Regions from separate parts of the Homo sapiens genome. Here region 1 is linked to region 2. Evidence: read pairs that join two places in POLR2A ChIA-PET (ENCODE). Cell type or tissue: CD4-positive, alpha-beta T cell. All regions are shown on one strand. Each heading gives the region's core, and the rest is flanking DNA. Links, peaks and the distances in the headings are about the cores only. Region 1 overlaps PI16 (peptidase inhibitor 16). Region 2 has its middle 27 kb from the start of PIM1.

Region 1 (2,905 bases), core at 112-2,611, 180 kb before region 2:
CTAAGAGCCTCCCTGGACTGAGCGGGACGTGGGCAGGGAAGGAGCCTGGTGGGATGCGACCACCGGGGGCCCCTGGCGGCTCCCTTAGCCCCCCACGCGCAGCCACTTTGGCGCCCTGTCGTTCCAAGTGGCCGGATTTCAACCCTTCAAAGGGAGGATGTTAGAAAGTCTGGCGGCTTCGGGGGGGCCCGCGCGAGGTGGGTGTCGCCACACTTTAGGGTCTCGAGGAGCGGGCTGGGGCCAGACCGGTGGGCGTGGTCAGAAGGCTTCAAACGGGCGAGGCCAGTCTTGCTGGGGGCGTGTGAGGGACCGCGATCCCGCTGGAGAAGTCCCCTGAAAAAGGGCAAGTACGAATGTAGAGAGACTTGGACCAGGAGGTGGCTAGAGGAGCAACTGTGTCAATCACCAGAAGTAACGTTTCTTTTCTTTTCTTTTTTCTTTTTCTTTTTTTTGACGGAGTTTTGCTCTTGTTGCCCAGGCTAGAGTGCAATGGCTCGATCTCGGCTCACCTGCAACCTCCGCCTCCCGGTTTGAAGCAATTCTCCTGCCTCAGCCTTCCGAGTAGCTGGGACTACAGGCACGCGCCACCACGCCTGGCTAATTTTGTATTTTTAGTAGAGATGGGGTTTCTCCATGTTGGTCAGGTTGGTCTCGAACTCCTGACCTCAGGTGATCCACCTGCCTCAGTCTCCCAAAGTGCTGGGATTACAGACGTGAGCCACCGCGCCCGGCTTGTAACTTTTATTTTCAATGAGGGGCATATCAGCTGGAGAAGTGTATGTGTGTGTTTGTGTGTCCTGGTAGGACATTTGGTCGCGTCACTTGGTTTGCAGTGCCATGAGAGATGTGGGGTCCTGCTTGCAGCACTCATGCCCGTTCTCGTCTGTCTTATCAGAACCCATCGGAAGCCCGGAAGATGCTCAGGATTTGCCTTACCTGGTAACTGAGGCCCCATCCTTCCGGGCGACTGAAGCATCAGACTCTAGGAAAATGGGTACTCCTTCTTCCCTAGCAACGGGGATTCCGGCTTTCTTGGTAACAGAGGTCTCAGGCTCCCTGGCAACCAAGGCTCTGCCTGCTGTGGAAACCCAGGCCCCAACTTCCTTAGCAACGAAAGACCCGCCCTCCATGGCAACAGAGGCTCCACCTTGCGTAACAACTGAGGTCCCTTCCATTTTGGCAGCTCACAGCCTGCCCTCCTTGGATGAGGAGCCAGTTACCTTCCCCAAATCGACCCATGTTCCTATCCCAAAATCAGCAGACAAAGTGACAGACAAAACAAAAGTGCCCTCTAGGAGCCCAGAGAACTCTCTGGACCCCAAGATGTCCCTGACAGGGGCAAGGGAACTCCTACCCCATGCCCAGGAGGAGGCTGAGGCTGAGGCTGAGTTGCCTCCTTCCAGTGAGGTCTTGGCCTCAGTTTTTCCAGCCCAGGACAAGCCAGGTGAGCTGCAGGCCACACTGGACCACACGGGGCACACCTCCTCCAAGTCCCTGCCCAATTTCCCCAATACCTCTGCCACCGCTAATGCCACGGGTGGGCGTGCCCTGGCTCTGCAGTCGTCCTTGCCAGGTAAGGCCCATAGCATCTGTCCCACTTTCCTCCTGGCTCTGGAATGTCAGTATCCTGCCCCAGCATAGGTGGTATGAGCATGGTGGGGCATGCACCCTCTGAGTAGGAGCTTCCTCCCTGGCTGCTGCCCCACCTCCTTGCATGGTGGGGTGGGCGGGACATCAGGCACAGCTGTCTCTAGGCTGAGGCAAAGCCTCTTTCTTCCCACAGGTGCAGAGGGCCCTGACAAGCCTAGCGTCGTGTCAGGGCTGAACTCGGGCCCTGGTCATGTGTGGGGCCCTCTCCTGGGACTACTGCTCCTGCCTCCTCTGGTGTTGGCTGGAATCTTCTGAAGGGGATACCACTCAAAGGCAAGGCCTGGTGAGGGGGGCCCTGGCCTCATACCCACCTGGATTGTCTTCCTCCAAGTGAGAGACCACAGCTTCCTGGGCAGGTCCTGCTCTGTGGCCCAGCAGCCCCCCTTCACCCCAACTTCTGGCCAGATTCCAGGCCAGCACTCTTGTCCTCCTGGGAGGCGTCTACAGGGCCAGCCCCTGGCACTGCCCCAGGAGTGCCTTGGCTCTGGGTAGGCCCATCCTTCAGCTGGCTGCAGACTGTTCTGAGCGGTATTTACATGTGCCCACTCTCAGGTTGTCCTGTGGCCATCAGCTTCTCTCCCAGACAGAGGATCTCAGGCTTCCCAGGAACCCCCGGGCCCCTCCCAGTCCCCTGGCCTCTTCCTTGAGCCATCTGAGTCCAGGACTGTTCCCCAGAAGTGCCTCTTGCCTTCTCAGGGTGAAGAGGTCAGCTGTCCTCCTGTCATCTTCCCCACCCTGTCCCCAGCCCCTAAACAAGATACTTCTTGGTTAAGGCCCTCCGGAAGGGAAAGGCTACGGGGCATGTGCCTCATCACACCATCCATCCTGGAGGCACAAGGCCTGGCTGGCTGCGAGCTCAGGAGGCCGCCTGAGGACTGCACACCGGGCCCACACCTCTCCTGCCCCTCCCTCCTGAGTCCTGGGGGTGGGAGGATTTGAGGGAGCTCACTGCCTACCTGGCCTGGGGCTGTCTGCCCACACAGCATGTGCGCTCTCCCTGAGTGCCTGTGTAGCTGGGGATGGGGATTCCTAGGGGCAGATGAAGGACAAGCCCCACTGGAGTGGGGTTCTTTGAGTGGGGGAGGCAGGGACGAGGGAAGGAAAGTAACTCCTGACTCTCCAATAAAAACCTGTCCAACCTGTGGCAACTATTCCTTCTCTTTCTCATCCCCCTCCTCTAAAACACTCCATTTAGTGTCTCCTCTTTGGGACCCACCCTTCATTTCCTTCCTATAACTCTCGCCTCCCCCTAATC
Region 2 (2,905 bases), core at 100-2,599:
AACCTTCCAAAATGCAGCATACGGGAAGCAGAAGCAGAGAGCAAGTGGCTGGGTCTGAGCTCTCCTTCTGAGTGAGTGTGTGTGTGTGTGTGTGTGTGTGTACTTAGATGCAGCTTTTCTCAGATTTACTACTCCAGCTTCTTGGATCTGTCAGAAGACAAGAGAGAAGAAAGAGTGCGCGCACCAACTATTAACTCACTATCCTTGGTTGAGCAAATTCTTATAACAAGGGAGAATGTGTCTAAGCTCGGGGCAGACTTTTTACCTGCTGTGGGGAGGAGGCAAAAGAAATAAGAGGTAAACTACTCTGTGTGTCCCTGAGAGGCCCAAAACTAAGATAACAGATGCTGATGGAGTCATCTGAGGCTGCCAGCTACCACAGCTTTTATACCAGCTGATGTAGGAAGAAGAAAATGAGCCAAGAAAGTAGGCTAATCTCCTAGAGAAACACAAAATAGGTAGCAAGTAGCATTTTTACACCTTTCACTCTTTAATTGCTTTAGACCCAGAGCTGTGAGGCACAAGGAATTCCTTTGGTGTCCTTACTTTACCTTTCTTACCGTTTTAGTGGTATTCTCTGTTCTAACATAATTGTTTTGTATGGGAGCTCACTACTTAGCTAGGGGCATGCCCCAAACCAACCCACAACTTTCAACTTCCATGCAAGAGACTTTTAATGTGACTTGGTATTGGGAGACAATCAACTTTCTACTAAATCACTGACAGAAAAACAATACCCAGGTGTGTGGTGAGATGTTATTATTTTACTTATTCACAGGGTGCTCACCATAGGAAGTAAAATGTACAATCCTGGCTTAGCATTAAGAAAGTTCACAAAGGCCAGGCGCAGTGGCTCATGCCTGTAATCCCAGCACTTGGGGAGGCTGAAGCGGGCGGATCATGAGGTCAGGAGTTCGAGACCAGTCTGACCAGAATGGTGAAACCCTGCCTCTACTAAAAATACAAAAATTAGCCAGGCGTGGTGGCGCATGCCTATAATCTCAGCTACTCAGGAGGCTGAGGCAGGAGAATCGCTTGAACCCAGGAGGCGGAGGTTGCAGCGAGCTGAGATAGAGCCAGTGCACTCCAGCCTGGGAGACAGAGCAAGACTCCGTCTCAAAAGAAAATAATAATAATAGTAATAAGTTCATGAAAATACAAAAATCGGCCAGGTGTGGTGGCTCACGCCTGTAATCCCAGCACTTTGGGAGGCTGAGGTGGGCAGATCACCTGAGGTCAGGAGTTCGAGATCAGCCTGGGCAACACGGTGAAACTCCATCTCTACTAAAAATACAAAATTAGCCGGGCGTGGTGACACATGCCTGTAATCCCAGCTACTCAGGAGGCTGAGGCAGGAGAATCGCTTGAACCTGGGAGGCGGAGGATGCGGTGAGCTGAGATCGCACCATTGCACTCCAGCCTGGGCAACAAGAGTAAATCTCCGTCTCACCAAAAAAAAAAAAAAAGGAAAAAAAAAGAAAAAAGGAAAGAAAAGAAAATACAAAAATCCTACATGGGAGACTACATGGAATTTCTATTCCTTAAGGATCGCCAAAATAAGACCCACTCATCACTATGTTCTATCATCCAGGCACATAGTTTAATTTTATTTTAAAAAGGAATAAAGTAAGTTGTTGATCAGATTATCTTGAAGGAATTAGAAGAGCATTTAATATATGTACAACACGTGGCTTCTTGGGTTTATCACAACTTTTTCCTCTCTGCATTTGCAATGAATGGACCATCCACAGAATCTGCTGTCTTTTGCTGTGATTTCTTCTGTTACCCCAGTTTACTTTTAAGACTGGTGTAAAATAATAATGACGTATATTTGCCATAAAGAGCTTGTACAATAACTACAGATACAAACCTTTTGTAACACCTGTCACTACCGATATTGAAACTATACTTCAGAAATTGTATGAGTGAAGAGTGATGCATTCATATAATAGACTGTTTCCCCCCAAAACAGTGCCACTTGATTTAGGAGAAACTCTAGTTAATCTCTTTTATAAAATTCCCTGAAATTACTCTTGTAACCTGCAGCATGAATTTAGGATAAATAAATTGCACAAGATTGAAAATACCCTTTCAGATATTTTGTACACTCTGGAAATAAATTGTGGGGTTTTGTTTTTACTCATCTTTTAAAAAGAAAAAAGATAGAGGGCCGAGTGCGGTGGCTCGCGCCTGTAATCCCAGCACTTTGGGAGGCCAAGGGGGGCAGATCATGAGGTCAAGAGTTTGAGACCATCCTGGCTAACAAGGCGAAACTCTGTCTTTACTAAAAATACAAAAAATTAGCTGGGCGTGGTGGCGGGCGCCTGTAGTCCCAGCTACTCAGGAGGCTGAGGCAGGAGAATCGCTTGAACCTGGGAGGCAGAGGTTGCAGTGAGCCAAGATGGTGCCACTGCACTCCAGCCTGGGCTACAGAGCATGACTCCGTCTCAAAAAAAAAAAAGAGAGAGAGGAGAGGAAAGGAAAATGAGCCTTAGCAGCTGTGTATTTTTTAAACAATAAGAAAATAGCATTCCCCAGAATTTCCAGTAAAACCCATAAGATTTAGGCAGTTCATCCCTGAAGTATGTGTGGGATGCTGGGAGCTCCCTGGCTTTTCCAGGCAACCCCACCCCCAAAAAACTCCCCACAAAAAAACAAAAGCAGATGGGCTGCATCTGAACGAATCAAACTCCCCAGGGGCCAGAGCTCTCTGCTCTAAATGCTAATAGAGTGAGTAATCAGAAACCTACATTTGGTAAATTATTTATCTTATCTCTGGAACTCAGCAAAGCATCGAAGACAGCAACTTCTGTAGAAAGATGTTGTTGGTCAAGAGCTCCAGCTGGAATTCGTACTTTTACTAGAAAAGGGAAAAGTTCAGAGACCAGTGTGTCTCATGAAGCAA

Evidence for each region. ChIA-PET counts read pairs that join two places held together with the same protein. Peaks named below come from ENCODE experiments on the same cell type or tissue, not always from the same donor. Only the 100,000 strongest peaks of a DNase experiment are listed, where the experiment ranks them.
Region 1: POLR2A ChIA-PET joins it to region 2 with 12 read pairs; 2 of 35 experiments call an interaction of 5 or more read pairs at or near these places.

What each region holds. Positions count from the first base shown.
Region 1 is chr6:36,962,040-36,964,944 of GRCh38, forward strand. It overlaps PI16 (peptidase inhibitor 16), which reads left to right. Exons shown (of 7, transcript NM_153370.3): 5 at 896-1,573; 6 at 1,784-1,923; 7 at 2,347-2,798. The coding sequence ends at 1,905. Among named protein-coding and RNA genes, the nearest start is that of PI16, 8.8 kb to the left of the region's middle. RefSeq lists enhancers at 981-1,606, 1,607-2,231. In CD4-positive, alpha-beta T cell, for the core only: no CTCF peak of the experiment used is centred there; DNase peaks (open chromatin) are centred at 1,092, 1,742 and 2,042; H3K27ac peaks cover 1,885 bases.
Region 2 is chr6:37,141,888-37,144,792 of GRCh38, forward strand. No RefSeq gene overlaps it. Among named protein-coding and RNA genes, the nearest start is that of PIM1, 27 kb to the right of the region's middle. In CD4-positive, alpha-beta T cell, for the core only: no CTCF peak of the experiment used is centred there; no DNase peak of the experiment used is centred there; H3K27ac peaks cover 580 bases.